2 separate regions of the Homo sapiens genome follow, and region 2 is linked to region 1. A link is an interaction called in ENCODE POLR2A ChIA-PET data of the cell type or tissue named here. Cell type or tissue: OCI-LY7. All regions are shown on one strand.

The links. Peaks named below come from ENCODE experiments on the same cell type or tissue, not always from the same donor. Only the 100,000 strongest peaks of a DNase experiment are listed, where the experiment ranks them.
Region 2: POLR2A ChIA-PET joins it to region 1 with 6 read pairs; 2 of 35 experiments call an interaction of 5 or more read pairs at or near these places.

What each region holds. Positions count from the first base shown.
Region 1 is chrX:107,447,071-107,455,070 of GRCh38, forward strand. FRMPD3 (FERM and PDZ domain containing 3) reads left to right here and starts at 2,582. Exons shown (of 15, transcript NM_001388459.1): 1 at 2,582-2,935. RefSeq lists enhancers at 1,454-1,954, 3,789-4,703. In OCI-LY7, CTCF peaks have their summits at 4,240 and 4,447; DNase peaks (open chromatin) are centred at 2,041, 2,591, 4,121, 4,871 and 1 weaker place; H3K4me3 peaks cover 6,363 bases; H3K27ac peaks cover 4,817 bases.
Region 2 is chrX:107,192,862-107,200,861 of GRCh38, forward strand. It overlaps NUP62CL (nucleoporin 62 C-terminal like), which reads right to left. Exons shown (of 9, transcript NM_017681.3): 2 at 168-211. Among named protein-coding and RNA genes, the nearest start is that of NUP62CL, 9.6 kb to the right of the region's middle. In OCI-LY7, no CTCF peak of the experiment used is centred here; no DNase peak of the experiment used is centred here.

The DNA.
Region 1 (8,000 bases):
GGAATTAGGCAGAATATGAACAGAAAAAGGAACCTTTAAATAGATGACTAGGAGGCAAATTCGTTTTGAGAAAGAACGACAGCTAACATTTACTGAGACCTTTTATATCTGTTATCTCATTCAACACTTCCAATAACTCCATAAGGTAGATTCTGCCATCGTCTTCATTTCACAGGTAAGGCTTAAAGAAGTTAAGTGAGCTACCTGAGATCACATCACTAGTAAGAAGCAGATTCTGAAAGCCATGCACCTAATCGCTATCCTAAACCAGACAGTGCCTCACTGGTCACCCAGGAGCCCTCAGATGTGCATTTGTCCAGTGACACAGTTCCTCTCAATACTCTTTCCTGCTTCACCACCCCTTCTTTATTTTGTTTACCACAAAGCAGCTTGAATGGAGCCTGAGCATGTGCTTTGAGTGAGCCCAGAAAGCAGCAGAGGAGGGCCAATCAGATTCGTGAGAGGCATTTATTTTAGTTCTTAACCCATGAGCTTTATTGTAATAACTGATACAAACCAATTTGTTGGGACCTGTGTTATTAATATTAATAAAGACTGAACTAGGTGAGGCTCAGGAGACCCTGGAGGGGATCCCACCTCCTGAGACACCACCCCAAGAAAATCTGCCAGGGACAGTCTGGCTGGAAATATTATTATTCATACTGGACAGCTGGTTCCTGGCTCCCTCTCCAGTCCCTGGAGATGGGAGGCCAATTCTTCCCTGTTTCTCTTCATCTCTTTCCTTCAGAAGGATTAGAAATAAAGTCTGAGTCACTTTTCTGGCTAGCCTTTTTTTTTTTTTTTTGCACTAGCTCAGTGTGTCTGTGGCCCCACATGTGACTGACTCCATGTGTGTCCCTTTGTGTGTGCTGTGTTCCTCAGAGCATCTTCTCAGGTTGGGCTCTGCCTGTGCATTTGCAGGGAATGTTGTGTGTTTCTCTCCCTGCATGTCTTCACTTTCACTTGTCATCCGCTTTTAATAATTCCATCAGCTTGGTTTACCAGCTTAGGCTACTCCCATCCAGATGCAGGGAATTTCCATCCTTTTTTCAAGGTGGGAAGTGCCAGGAAGAAAGCAAAAGTGTGCTCAGTGGACCGATGGCCAAATCTGCTAGTCAGCTACTCCACTGCTGAGCCCAGCTGTGGGAAGCCACGGAGCCCTGTGCCCGGAGCTCTCCTCTGTATCCTGGAAATTCCGTGCAGCCTAGGAGAACAGCCCTTGTCCCACAATTGCCCCTCAGTAGCCCTCCGGCCTCTTCTGAAGCTTTAACCAAGTGCTTGAAAAGAACCGAAAGTGAGGAAATATTCCAACTAGAATGGATCCCTTTGTGCCAACAGCCTCCTTTAGAGTTCAGGAACACAGAGGAAATCGAGGAGGGCTGACTTTTCACCTTAGAACTCACAAGGCCCAAATGTGCCAATGTTTAACTGTCTCTCCGAGGTGCTTCTGACACCCGGAAATTCACCATGTATTTGGCATCACCAGGAGCTCCTCAACTCCACTGCTTCCTCCTGCTTCTCTCTTCCCTGGCCTTAACTTCACCACCCAGACCCACTGTCCAGCTTCCCAGTCTCTCTGGGTCCCCACTGAGGCTGCCCTTTTTGGGGAAGGAAGAGTGGCCTTTTTTCTTGGCCCTCAAAACTCCTCTGAAGGGGTCTGGAGCCCGCTGGGAGACCAAGAGCTTCTCTTGAATCTCGGCTGCTGCATGTTTAGTATTCACAGCATGTCTCTAAAAAACGTCCTGAGATCATTCATCAGGCACTGTGCTGTGTGCCTAGCTGCTCTCCTTCCGGGTGTGTGTGTGTGGCCAGGACCCTCCCTCCATCTGCTGGTGAACACACATGCACACACACCTTAACCTTTTTCCCTTTTCACCAAACCAATCGCATTTTCTAAGCAGACCTTTGCCAGCTGGCAGATCGCTCCCTTACTGAGGTGGGCTCCTGGCGTTGGGCCTGGGCTCGAAGCCGCTCACACTCCAGTGCTGGGGAGAGGCGCTGAGAGCAGGAGCCCGAGCCGAAACTCAAGGTGCGTGTGGATGTTTGCGATGGTGACCAGGAGGGGAGCTGCAGGGAGGGCATCCCCAGCAGAAGGCGAGCAAACAAGGGGCGAGAAGCAAGGTCAGGGGCCAGGGAACGGAGTCTCCGAAGCAAGCGTTCCTGCTGCCCCTTCTCCGCAGTTCACTCCCCGCCCCCCTTTCCCGGGTTCACTTTGGAAATTGGCTTGCCCTCTCGGCAGCCAGCAGTTCCCGGCAGAGTCCGGCCGTAACGGTCAGATTCAAGAAGTGAGGCAGCGCCAGGCTGGGTGGCTGGGTTGCTGGGTTGTTCTTGGGAGATTCTTTCCCCAATTGTCAATTTTTTGCTTATTTTTAGTAGTGACCCGAGCCAGGAACTGCGCCTTTAAGCCGCTTTCCCATTCGGGGAAATCGACGCCAGCACTCGAGGGTCGGGAGGCGCCGGAGAGGCCCCTCATTCTGCACTCCCCTCTTTCCTCCCCCTCCCCCTCCCCCCGCCCCTTCTCCCCTCCCCTCCTCGGCCGTCCGGCCGCCTCGCCGCCATCCGTCACCTCGCAGCCTGCCGCACTCCTGGAGCGAGAGAGCGACGAGCGAGCCACGGCGATGGTGCCGCCCGCGGCGCAGCCATGAAGCCCGCCCGAGGAGCCCGCGCGCGCTCCTGCCATCCTGCCCGCAGCCCGCCGCCTGCGCGCCAGCTCCCCGCGTCCCGGGCCAGCTGCTGCCGCCCTGCCAACCTCTGCCCGCCCCGCCGCCCGGCGCCACTGAGCCCCAAGCCCATGCCGGGCTCGGGGGCACGGGTGCCCTAGTCCCGCTGCCGCCGCCGCCGCCGCCGCCGCTGCGCCGCCGCTGCCGCGCCGCTGAGGAGGCGGAGGAGGAGGAGGAGGAGGAGGAAGAGGAGGAGGAAGAGGAGGGGGAGGAAGGTAAGAGGCGCGCTGCCTTCAGGGGGGCGCGCCCGCTGTCTCAGCCCAACCGGGGGTGGGTCGCGGCGGGAGCGTTCCGCCCCGGGCCGGCTGGGGGGCGACTGGCGCTTGGGCGCCCCCGGGAGCCGGGGGCAGGGCGGGGGGCGCCGAACGTCTGGCCGCCCGGAGTTTGGGCGGGCGGGGTAACGGCCCGTTGCGTGCCCACTGCCCCGGCGAGTCTCTGGCTTGGCGGGCTCGTTTGGCCTCCGCGGGTGCGGGGTGAGGAGTCGAGCGCAGGGGAGTGCAGCGCGTTCATTATGGAGCCTTTGTGTGCGCGCCTGGGCTGTGGGCACAGTTGGGAGAGCTGGCGAGACGCGGGGCCTGGCTGCTAGGAGGTGGCCACTTAGCCGGGGTGCCCGGCGAAGCCCGAGCCCAGGGGCTGCCAGAAACAGCTGTCTGAAGCATGTGCGTGGTTCCCGGGGCCATGTTCACAAGCGGACACGGAGGCGCACACACACGCACACACAGCCGCACAACATACCCGGCGCTCAGCCACACAGTCAGCCCCATGCAAAGACCACACACACACACACACACACACACACACACACACACACAGAGAGAGAGAGAGAGAGCGCGAGCTACACTTGCCCCCTCCCACCAAGATGCTAATAAAGCTCAAACACATATACAGATACATGCACCTCCCCCTAGCGCTGCTAAAACATGCACACACAAACACACTCCTCTACTCCCCAGCCTAGTGCTTTGGAGGTTGGAGAGTGTGTGTGTGTATGTGAGTGTGTGTGTGTTTTCTCAGAGTGGTCTTGAGAAACTACATGACAACTGCACATTACTGCAGATCCAGTACCTGCTGCTTCCCCCCAATACACACCCAGCAACCCCCCGTCACACGCAGCTACTGTAGACACCTCCACCAGAGCCCTTAAGAACCCCATTCTGGCAAAAAGCGTGCCCAACTCTGGTAGTCATACCCTCCACGCTCGAGCTGTTGGGTTTCCTGCACACACACACCACAGCCCCATACACACACACTGAAACCACTGCAGGGGCAAATGTTTGACACCTTCCCCCAGAAGCAGGTGGCACCTCCACCCTTGCAGCTGCAACTAAAGAGCCCCAGATGACAGCAAACGCCGAATTCTGCTAGACCTGCCCCTCCCCTTGGCATCTTGGTCCAGGTGCAAAACCCTGGAGTCCACCGGGTGGTCTTAGCATCCTGCAGCTCTTACGGAGGGCGGGGCAGTCTCTGGACTCCTGCCTTCGGAGGAACTGCTATAAGCGCAAGGCTCCCTTGGGGGCGCCCTTCTCGAAGTGGAGGGTGGGGGATTCTATGCTGACTCAGAGCGAAGCACCAAGTGAGTTTTCCCAGCTGGAGACCGGGGTAAATGGCGAACTCCACCTGGGCCTAGAGGACCCGGGATAGTGTGCCAGTTCAGCCACAGAGGCCCTCAGCTTGGAGGCCCTGCCCCTCCCTCGCCTTCCTTGCCCATGAAGCTCACTGCAGGAGAAGCAGGGGGAACCCAGCTGCCAGCTTCTTGGGAGCTAAGAGAGGCTTTTCGGGAAGCCTTTGCTGTTTCCGCTGAGCAAAGAGATCTTGCTCTACCCGGGGAGACCTCAACAAGACTTGGCCGTGCCCAAGCAAACATGCCAGCGTCTACCCAATTTCATGGCTTGTTTTTTTGTTTGTTTGTTTTTGTATTTCATGTGAAAGGACTAATTCAACCTTAGCAGCTTGTCATGAAGGCACCCCTGAGGTTAAATAAGGCATAATGTATTGTGGATGGGGGAAACAAGGTTGAGGGGAGCAAGGACTAGTGGGTTTTACTGTTTTAAGTAGAGATGCGGAGTTAGAATGTAGACCGTGGTAAAATCGTGACGGCGATGGCTTCTACGTCAGAGCCCCTTCCCTGCTCCTGCCCCTCCCGTCGGCTGCTCAGGGCTCCTCTGGGTCCTCTCCCCCGCCCCCTTAGATTATTTAGGCGGGGCTTTGCTCACTGCTCGGGCAAATTTGATGACAGAATCCCTGCCAGGCCAAGGTGTTAATAGCTGATAGAGGTTTACTGCTTACACCTCACAGGTAACATTTGCATTTTTAAAGGACACAGAGGAGTGACTCTGTTGGTGGGGCTTTCAGGCACCTGTGGCAGGACTCAGGCAGGAGCAGTTTGTGGACAACCTCATCTGTCTACTCTACTGTCTGTGCCTAGGCCAGAGTTATGGGTGATGTGTGTGTGGGAGTGAGGGTGTCAGAAGGTGAGATGTAATTGTGGAGGGTTTTGAGGCCCACAAAGAGAAGGTTTCAATTGACTTGAGAGGCAATTGGGAGCCACTGCCAGATTCTGAGAAAGGAGGGAATAAGATATAAGCAGGAAAGAAACACTCATTGCTGCATGTGGAGAGAATATCCCCTATCTCTCGCTGGCACCCAACACCACAACCGCCTTGCAGTTGTGGGCTGAAGGCCACCAGGGAGAGGAGACTGGCCAGGGGAGGGTGGCAGCTGCCCCAGGCTTCTGGCCCTGAGGGTTTCCCAGATATGTGAGGCATTCTGCTGAGTGGCCAGACTATTGGCCTGAACTCAGTAAGTGCCCCCTCCAACATAAGCTCGTGATGCTGTTGGTGCTATGGCTTCTTTGGATAGTGCAACAGAGCCTCTACCCCACTGGAGGAGAGGTCTGGGGACTCCTATGAGGCTGCGAGCTGCATTTGGAATGAGTCAGGGGACCCCTCCCTCTTGTAAGTGGTGCAGTCCGAGGGTCTTGAGAAGTGAGCTGTGTGGCCCAGTTGGGGGATTTTGTGACCAACGACATCCTCTAGGAGCAGTAGTAGATTGAAAAAGTGCAACAAGAAAGCCCTGGGATTGCTGATGATAGCAGCAAGCTGGGAAAGGCTTGCTGGAGATGGGGGTGGGGGTGGGTAACAGAGGAGTCTCGGGTGGGATGAGTAGAGGAGAGGAATTGCCCCACCGCAGTAATCCTTACTTCAGCCCTTGGAGGGAGCATGGGTGGATGCAGGACAACGGAAGCACTCTGTACCCACCCTCCCCCACTACGCATAAATGATTGGACTCCGTGGCTAATGCCTGATAAGGCACTTGGAGGGGCAGCACCAATGCAACAGAGGAAAGATCCCTGTTTTTGTGGCACCTCCAGGCTAACTGAATGAAGCCATAAGACACACATACATACACATACACACAAATACACACACACATATCACACACAAGACACACACCCCTCAGACACACCCTCAAACCCCAACACATACCTGGGGCAAATTGTGGAAAGAGAGGCTCATGCAGACAAGCTTGGTTTTGGGGGGTTCTTGCCTTCACATATAGGCCCTAGCAATCATTGCTAGGGGGACTAGAATTGATACCTATTGATACTAGATGAAGACCCTTAGCTTTGACAGGCCCCCTGGGAGGAAGCACACTCAAGTCAGCTTCTGTTTGTGGGGCAGCCTTAAGGCCATTAGCATTCCCAGCAGAAAATTCTGTTCTGGCTCTTCTCTCAAGGACTTCTATTTTCCTTTTTACCATAAGTTCAGAAACAAAAACATTCTCTTGCATTATCGGCAGCCAAAATGAAGGACTCTCAAAATGGGGTGGACCTTATTGTCTGCTGAGAAATCCTGGGGCTAGGGGCAAAGGGGTAGGGTAGGGAGCAAATCCAGAGAAACATGCCATTTTCCCTCCTTTCCTCCCCTCAGCTGAGCTGCCAAAGGCAAGGACAGTGATCTTGGGGTTCTGTATTATTTCCCACCCATGACAGGCAGAGCACCCTTTTCTGAGACCTGAGGCACCATCCTTAAAACAGAACATTAACAGCCTGTGGCACACTAGTGCCCAATCCCTGGTAGTCAGAAAATGAGCCTGGAAATGGGAATATGTGTATAACGTGGGGCGGGGAAAGGAGAGAGAGGGAAAGAGGTGCTACTTGTGTATCTGTAGGAGCAGGTGTGTCTATTTCTGTGTGTTTGTGTTAAGGAACATGAGAATGAGCAGGTGTGTGCACTCTTGCAGCTTTCTCAGCATGCATGCCGTAGCCAGTGTTTTTGCTCTGTGCCTCAAATTCACTTTGCCATTAGCCACACTACTAGCCACCCGCAGCTTTTGAAAGAACTCTCTGCTAGGTTCTAATATCTGGGTCTCCTTCCAGCCAAGTGACCCCTCCTTTTTTCTCTTTTATTGCTAGTTCTTCTTACTACCCCTCAAATCTGGGTGTTCTCCAGCTCCTCCTGCTTTCCACTTTCTTTATTGACAAGGACACACAGGCATGCATGGCTTCCCTTCTCACCTCTTTACCAACCATTCCCATTTCTCTAGCCCAAACTTAACCCCACTCCTGAGGTTCAGTCCTATATTTCCAACTGCTTGCTAAACATTTCCTCTTGGATAGCTTGCTCTCAGACTCAGTATTCACAAACTCATCTCATTATTTCTCAGAGATGACTCACTCTTCTCACCTTTCTTTTACCATAAGGCTTCTTGTCTCCCAGTCTAGAAACCTCAAAGCCATCTCTGACTCATCCCCTATGCCCCAGTCCACCCTGACTCCTGCCACCACCTCACAGCCACACTGCACTAGTCTCTTTCCTTTCCAGTCCATAATACACACAACTGCTAGATTAATGTTGTGGAATATCCTTTATTCATAATGCTTCTGATCATCATCCTTGGAGGGTGATACCTGATTGCCTGTGGGATAAATTTCAGCCTCCTTAGCCTGGCATTCAAAGTTCTCCTTGTGTGGACCTAACCCTGTATATTCTTCCAACCCTATTTCTCATGCTTGGTCCACATCATTGATTCTCAAATTTTAATGTGTCTTAAAATTGCTTGAGGGAACTTGTTATAATGCAGATTCCTGAGTCCTACCTCCTGAGCTTCTGATTCAGTAGGTCTGGAAGCTGGAGTCCAGGAATATGCATTTTAACAAGCTCCCCAAGTGATTTTGATACACTTGATCTACTTGTGAAACAAAGCCCTACATGGACCCTTCTACTCCAGCCAAGTTTCTTACCCCAGGATCTCCTAAACGTACCTTGTACATTTTTTTTG
Region 2 (8,000 bases), 250 kb before region 1:
GTGTAGCTGGAGCTGGATGTGAATAAGCCAGTGGAAGATGAAGATGCACTTGCAACTGGTTGGGACAACACCCTCAAATTTAACCCTCCTATACCAGATGTAGAGAAAATAAACCCTGTAGTGGAAGTAGTCACTGTTGTTTTTGCAGAGCCAAATAATGAACCCACCTGTAAAGTTCCTCCAAAATTAAACCTGCTGATGACTCCAAACCCTAAAAAAGGATAAGAGAAGAATGGGAAAAAAAATTAGAGCTCTCAATGAGACCTCAAAGAAAAGATGGTGGACAGAAGCCACACTGGAGTTGCTCCCTCGTACTCCAAACTTCTAGAAGTACCAGTTTACAATCATTTAATAAAAACATTTTTTAATACAAAGCAAAGTTTTTCCAGAAAGAAGGACAATTTTTTAAGTGTCAGACAGAAAGGGAATTCATACCCATGAGCAGAAGTTAATGTTGATTAGCCCAAGATGATACCTTGAATGAGATATGTGCCTTAATAGCTGGAAATACAATGCTGAATTTGGGGTACGATTTAAGGCTACCTGGTAAGGCCACAGGCTCCTGAATCAGCAGAGACCTAGTGAAGTTTAAATCTGAGAAACATCTACAGGAGGATGGAAAAGACAAGAAACATGTGAGAATCCCAAACTGCTACAGAAGATATGCATAGATGGCTCAAATTCAATTTATGTTTGTGATGTAGAAACTTCAAGATAAGATGTTATCATAAAAACTGGTTAGGAGTTGATAAAACCTTCAAGGTCCAGGCAGGTTGCCCATGACATTACTCAAAAGGGACATCTCCACTTCCTAGGTCACATATAGTCAAAAAAAAAAAGCCCTTAGAAGGTTACTCACAGACAAGATATACAAAACATCTAAGTCAGTCATCTTTAGACCTAAGAAAATGAGAGAATTCTTATCCCAGAAATTAGAGATAAAAGCACAATCTGAACAGCACATCAAAATATATGTCTGATATGTTCAAAGAGCTCAAGAAAGAAATAGCATCCATAAAACTAAGTGAATGTGAAAAAGAACCAAAAGGAAATCCAAGAAACGCCTAACAGTATTAGAAATAAAAATGCTCAAAAGACAGATTTAAATAATAGACTACACAGTTGAAGAGAAAAAAATTAGCAAATTAGAAGAGAGAACAGAAAAAAATCTGCCAGTACCGAGGGCAGATAAAAATAAATAAATAAGAAAGATGGAAAAGGGGAGAGAATTAAGAGATAAGGAGAAAAAGAAGCTCCAATATATATCCAGAAGGAACAGAGAAGGAAAAAATAGAATGGCAGAGGCAGTATTCAAAGAGTTGATAAGTGAATTTCCTAGAACTGAAGAAAAATTAGTTCTCAGATTTAAAAAGCCACCAAGTGCAAGCAGGCAATCCCTCCTCACTACCATACAAACACACATACCCGTTATATACAATATATTGAAACCCTATAGAGAAAAAATTCTCATAGTTACCAGAGAGAAAAAAACAAATTTACCTAATAAGGAGCAACAACTAGATTGACAGCAGGCTCTTCATTAGCAATAATAAACATTAGAAGACAGTGGGAAAATATCTTAAAAGTGTTAAGGGAAAAGTCATTGTGAACTTATAATTCTATCCCAGTCAAAATTAATAAAATGAGATGACTAAAAATTAGTTTTTAACACAGTAGCTCTGAAAGGCAATTCTAACAAATTTCAAAAATGTCTCATTAAAACTAAGAGTTGCATTACTTTATGCACCACTAAGAAAGGAAGGGAGAAAAACCACCAACCTGTCATAATTCCTTATTATTTAATTTTTAAATACTTTTTGAAAGAGCTCTTTTCATTGTAGACATAGATTTTAATCAAACATGCATATATTAGAAAAACGTATAAGCAAAGTAACTTGGTTAATGTATCTCAAAAATTCACATTGAGTCCAATTTTCTTTTCTTTCTCTCTTTTTTTTTTTTTTTTTTTTTTTTTGAGACGGTCTCCTTCAGTCACCCAGGCTGGAGTGCAGTGGCACAATCTCAGCTCACTGTAACCTCCGCGTCCCGGATTCAAGCAATTCTCCCGCCTCAGTCTCCTGAGTAGCTGGGACTACAGGCATGTGCCACCATGCCTGGCTAATTTTTGTATTTTTAGTGGAGACTCGGTTTCACTGTGTTGGCCAGGCTGGTCTCGAACTCCTGACCTCAGATGATCTGCCTGCCTCAGCCTCCCAGTGTTGGGATTACAGACATAAGCCACCGTGCCAGGCCCCAATTGTCAACACAAATTTCTTGATAACTTCTATGCCACCAGGAGCACTGTTAAAGCAGCATTTTAAAAAATAAATTATAAGAGAACTAAAAGCCATTTTTGCTATGCTCTTAAGTCAGCTTTGCAAATATGTAGACTAGCTTCCTTTTGTCTCCCATTTCAGCATATTGGTAACTAAATCTGATTTACTATCTCCTCCATTCATTCCCCACAACCACTATTTTCTAAGAGTTAAAGGTGATCCTCCATTGTCTCAGGGATTTTTCACTTCAGTCATCCATTATGAAAGTTTTGATCCTAAAGATTTTGATATTATCTGTGCATGCAGGAACAACTATCATGTCACAACTGCCACCTGGCCAAAAGATACCATTCAACTATTGGACTTGCCTCCATTTCAGAGATGTTAAGACATGAAAAAAATGTACCTCTTTAAATGGCTGAGATACAGCATCTTGAATACTGTTAGTGTCATGGGTATAAGGGAAAACTTTCCCAAGAGTAACTCTGAAGGACAACATTTATCTGAATGTGTTAGTTACAACATGCTTATTTTCAAGTCTTATACACATCTTAAAACTTTTTAAATGTGAGCTCCAAATGGTGATTTCAACTGTAACAACTCAATCCTGGAAGGCACAGAAAGGGAAGCAATAAGAGCATTTGCTGTGTTTAGTTTTATATTCCCAAGTGTACCACTTTCCTGAGGTTACAAGTGCTATGTTGTTATAAATTATAATATTATTATAGGTTTTATAACATATAATTATTTATGTGTTATATGTTTTAATATACATGATGATAATATAAATATTGATAGAAAAATTCATTGTTGTCAAACCATGGTGGGTGTTTATCCTGTAAAAGAAATTGACAAACACTTCCAGATTTAGGTATTGTCATCAATGTCATATTGCAGACAAAACTAAAGTTTTCTGGTAGCCATCAAAAGGTGGATTTTTTTTCCTATGCCCTTGCATTTATGGAATTTCTATTCTTTTGGAAATAATTTAAGAATCTTCCTATTAAATGTAGCACATAACTTTAATTTTTTCTGCCTTAGAAATTTGAGAAATAAAACAAAAAAATCACTTTTTGGACTAAAAGTACATTTTTGTCACTAAAAATTTGGAATTAAATATTCTTGCCCTTCCATCTCATTTAGATCTTAAATATTTCATATCCTTAGCTTTTTTTATTTTTTAATCTATTTTGCTTGACCAGTTTCTGACAAAGGTGTTTAAAAGCCTCCAATTATTATGAATTGTCAGTTTTTCCCTATAATCCCATTGCTTTTTCCTTTATATATTTCTTTTGTTTGTTTGTTTGTTTTGAGATGGAGTTTCACTCTTGTTGTCCAGGCTGCAGTGCGATGGCACAATCTTGGCTCACTGCAACCTCCTGCAACCTCCGCCTCCCAGGTTCAAGTGATTCTCCTGCCTCAGCCTCCCAAGTAACAGGGATTACAGGCATGTGCCACCACGCTTGGCTAATTTTTTTGTTTTTTGTATTTTTATAGAGATGGGGTTTCACCATGTTGATCAGGCTGGTCTCAAACTCCTGACCTCAGGTGATCCACCCGCCTTAGCCTCCCCAAGTGCTGGGATTACAGGTGTGAGCCACCACGCCCGGCCTCCTTTATGTATTTCAAGACTGTATTGTTAGGGGCCTATATGAAGTTCACAGTTGACAGACTCTTCTTGGTAAGTTTTCTTTCTTTCATCAGTATGAAGTAACTAATTATTACTAAACTGCCTTAAATCATATTTTGTCTGACACTGATGTTGCCTCACCATTTTTCTTTAGGTTGGTATTGGCCTAGTGCATCTTTTTCTATTCCCTTGTTTTCAACCTTTCTGTGTCATTTTAAATGTGGTTTTTGTAAGTAGCATAGCCGAAATATTTTAAATCCAATCTGACAGTCTCTTAGTGAGTTTAACTTACTTACATTTATTGTGACTACTAACACTACTGGATTTTTCTTCCATCTTACTTTGTATTTTTTATTTGCCAGGCTCTATATATCTTTTATCTTTTTCTGCATATTTGGATTGATGAGATTTTCTTTATTCTCTTAATTTTTCCCAGGCGTGGAAGTTACATATTCTATTAATTTGTAAGCATTCTCTTGAATTATTTCTTTTCACACAGAGTTAAATTTATATTTTTTAAAACAAAGTCTGAAATTATTCAGTATTCCCTATCCTTTTTTAACAAACAGGAACTTAGCACACTTTAGCTTCCCTATGCATATCATTACTTTATTAAAAAATGGGAAACAGGTCTGTACTCCCTATCTGTGGCAATCAAGAGGAATACGCTATCTCTGCCTTGTTGGGTTTCTCCAGACAACCTCTCTTCCTCTTCTAAGTAACCTCTCCTTATCCACACTGCCTAACTACAGGAGCTTAAAACTGATAAAACTACAGCTTTGTATGTTGAGCCCAGCTTACAGTCTCTCTTGGGTGACTCAATGCAAGCACACATATTCAAAGAAAGGAATACTAGATGATAAAGGCCCTCAGCAGAAAGCACACTAGGCCCCCAAAAATCATCAGAGCTTATTAGAAGGGCTACTAGAAATGAGCAGAATGTTCCCTACCTGGCAGTCCAATCTAAATGGGGCTTACTGAATTAACTAAATGGCTGGAGATAAAGAAAACAACTGAATGAGTGTTGATGCCCACTAGACTGTTCTAGTCATTTAAATGCATTTGGAGCCTCAGTTTCCTCACTTCTAAAATTCTGACGGTTCCATTAAGTGAATAACCAAAATATTATTTTAAAAATAAGTTTGTATAGGACTCTTCACATATATTACCTTGTCTAATTTAATTTTATGTAAAGTGCTATGTGAAAGCTTTCCAAAGTATAATGCTGGGGTTATCCTCACTGCTGGTGAAGAACTAATCAGTGTCTTCTAATCAGGTCTGTGTCTAACTAATCAGGTGGGGACCTGGAGAACTTTTCTGTCTAGCTAAAGGATTGTAAATGCACCAATCAGCACTCTGTCTAGCTAAAGGTTTGTAAACACACCAACCAGTGCTCTGTGTCTAGCTAAAGGTTTGTAAACACACCAATCAGCACTCTGTAAAAACACACCAATCAGCGCTCTGTGTCTAGCTAAAGGTTTGTAAATGCACCAATCAGCACTCTGTAAAAACGGACGAATCAGCACTCTGTAAAATGGACCCATCAGCACTCTATAAAATGGAACAATCAGCAGGATGTGGGTGGGGCCAAATAAGGGAATAAAAGCTGGCCACCCGAGCCAGGAGCAGCAACCCACTCGAGTCCCCTTCCAGGCTGTGGAAGCTTTGTTCTTTCACGCTTCACAATAAATCTTGCTGCTGATCACTCTTTGGGTCCACACAGCCTTTATGAGCTGTAACACTCACCGTGAAGGTCTGCAGCTTCACTCCTGAAGCCAGTGAGACCACGAACCCATCGGGAGTAAGAACAACTCTGGACGCACCACCTTTATGAGCTGTAACACTCACCGCGGAGGTTCACTCCTGAAGCCAGCAAGACCACGAACCCACCAGGAGGAATGAACAACTCCAGACACACTGCCTTTAAGAGCTGTAACACTCACTGCAAAGGTCTGCAGCTTCACTTCTGAAGTCAGCAAGACCACGAACCCACCAGAAGGAGGAAACTCCGGACACACCATCTTTAAGAACTGTAATACTCACCGCGAGGGTCCGCAGCTTCATTCTTGAAGTCAGCGAGACCAAGAACCCACCAGAAGGAACCAATTCTGGACACACTATCAGCTGGCCCAGACAGTGAACATAAACTGGATTTCAAACTATAATTTTAAAAAATTACTATTCATCTATCTCATGTATCAGCATGCAAATTATCTGCTCTGTGTACTACCTACTATTATTTATTGATTCTGGGAGTGTTCTTGGTAGTAGGAAACCTGATCTAGAATCAATAAATGATGGTCATTTCAGGACACACCACTTTATCACTCAAGTTCTAGACTCTCTTATGTAATATAAAGGGGAAAAGATAAAAGGAAGCACTTATTGAAACTGAAATCCCTTACCTTCATTACCTAACAACAAACCAAAAAGGTATTTTGATCTCCATTCTATAGCTGAGGAAGCAGAGGCTCTGAGACACTAACTTTCCTAGGGTCAAGCAACTAGTAAGTGAAGGAACCGGACACTATTCTTCTATTTTAATACTAGCTTAAGCAACACATCATTAGGAAGATAAATCTACTGTGTGTCAAAAGGCAGAAACAAAATCAGTTCAAGCCTGGGTACCTATCATAAGCCATTTCAGCATAATGTTTAAGGATTTCTGTCTCACAAAGTATAAATGATTTTGAGAGTAATCATTCATTCCCCTACATTTACTTTGAGAAATGACTGTCAAGAGGTGACCAGCACAGAAGCTTAGCCATACGATTTATTAAAAATTGTTCCTAGTTTCTTAGAAGCAAATAGACTATTCTTCTTTAGAGGCAACATTTTCCCTAAACCGCCTAGTTATTGACAATCATCAAGTTCCACGAATGCACTCAACCTTCTCAAGAACATCATGACTGAGAGATCTGGCCTGAAAATTCACATATGATTAGTCATGTTATAAAACCATTTCTATAAATAGCAACCTCTGGCAATACATATGATTGTTTAACACATCATTAATTAGAGAGGCAGAGATGCAAAGGAAGTACAAATTCACAGAAGAAACCCCTTGTTCTACCAAGATATAAAGTCTTCCAGAAAAAGTACTCAAGAAGAAAGTAGAAAAATCTAAGCCTCAAAGCACAGTAATGACCCTATTTGTCAGTAATAGTTATGCATGCCAACTCTGGAAGTAAAAACTGAATTACTAATGTCTTACTCTAAATGTTTCTGTTCCCAGAGAGAAATTGATAGGGAGAGGTGAAGTTAGCCCAGGCATTTTGAAGGAAACAGAGAGGGATCAAACTTCAAATGGTAATCATCTTATGCCAAAACAAAATATAGGGCTTCTGAAAATGGTGCATTGGTTTCAAGTTCATATTAAACATCTTAAGCAGTATAATTTGCTGATTATCTTTCACATTAAGTTCTTTTTTCCCCCTTCATACTATAGCTTCTCAAAGCCTTAAGGTCAGAATCTAATTTTAAGACCTAGAAAAAGTTTTTATTTTAATCCCAAATGAGGATGGATCAATTCTTCAAATGTTAAAAGTGTGATATTGCTGAAGACTGTTAATTGCTCATGTGAAGTTTGATCCTGTAATCCCAGCACTTTGGGAGGCTGAGGTGGGCAGATCATGAGGTCAGGAGTTCAAGACCAGCCTTGAGCAACATGGTGAAAACCCGTCTCTACTAAAAATACAAAAATTAGTCAGGCGTGGTGGTGAGTGCCTGTAATCCCAGCTACTCAGGAGGCTGAGGCAGGAGAATCGCTTGAACCTGGGAGGTGGAGGTTGCAGTGAGCCGAGATCGCGCCACTGCACTCCATCCTGGGCAACAGAGCGAGATTCCGTCTCAAAAAAAAAAAAAAGAGAGAGAGAGAGAGAGAATCTTGGAGGAGCTGAGAAGGACCCAAGGGATGGCAGAGTGTATGTGTGGGCATGAAGACCTAGGAAGAGGTATGGCAGCTTGGAAAGGGGATGGAGGGATGCAAGAGAGGGCAGGGAATAGGGGAGGGTAGGTGAGGAGAGGAGAGAGAGTAAAATACTTGAAAGAACTAACTGGTGAATAGCAGTCAAATGCAAAAGACAGCCTCAAAG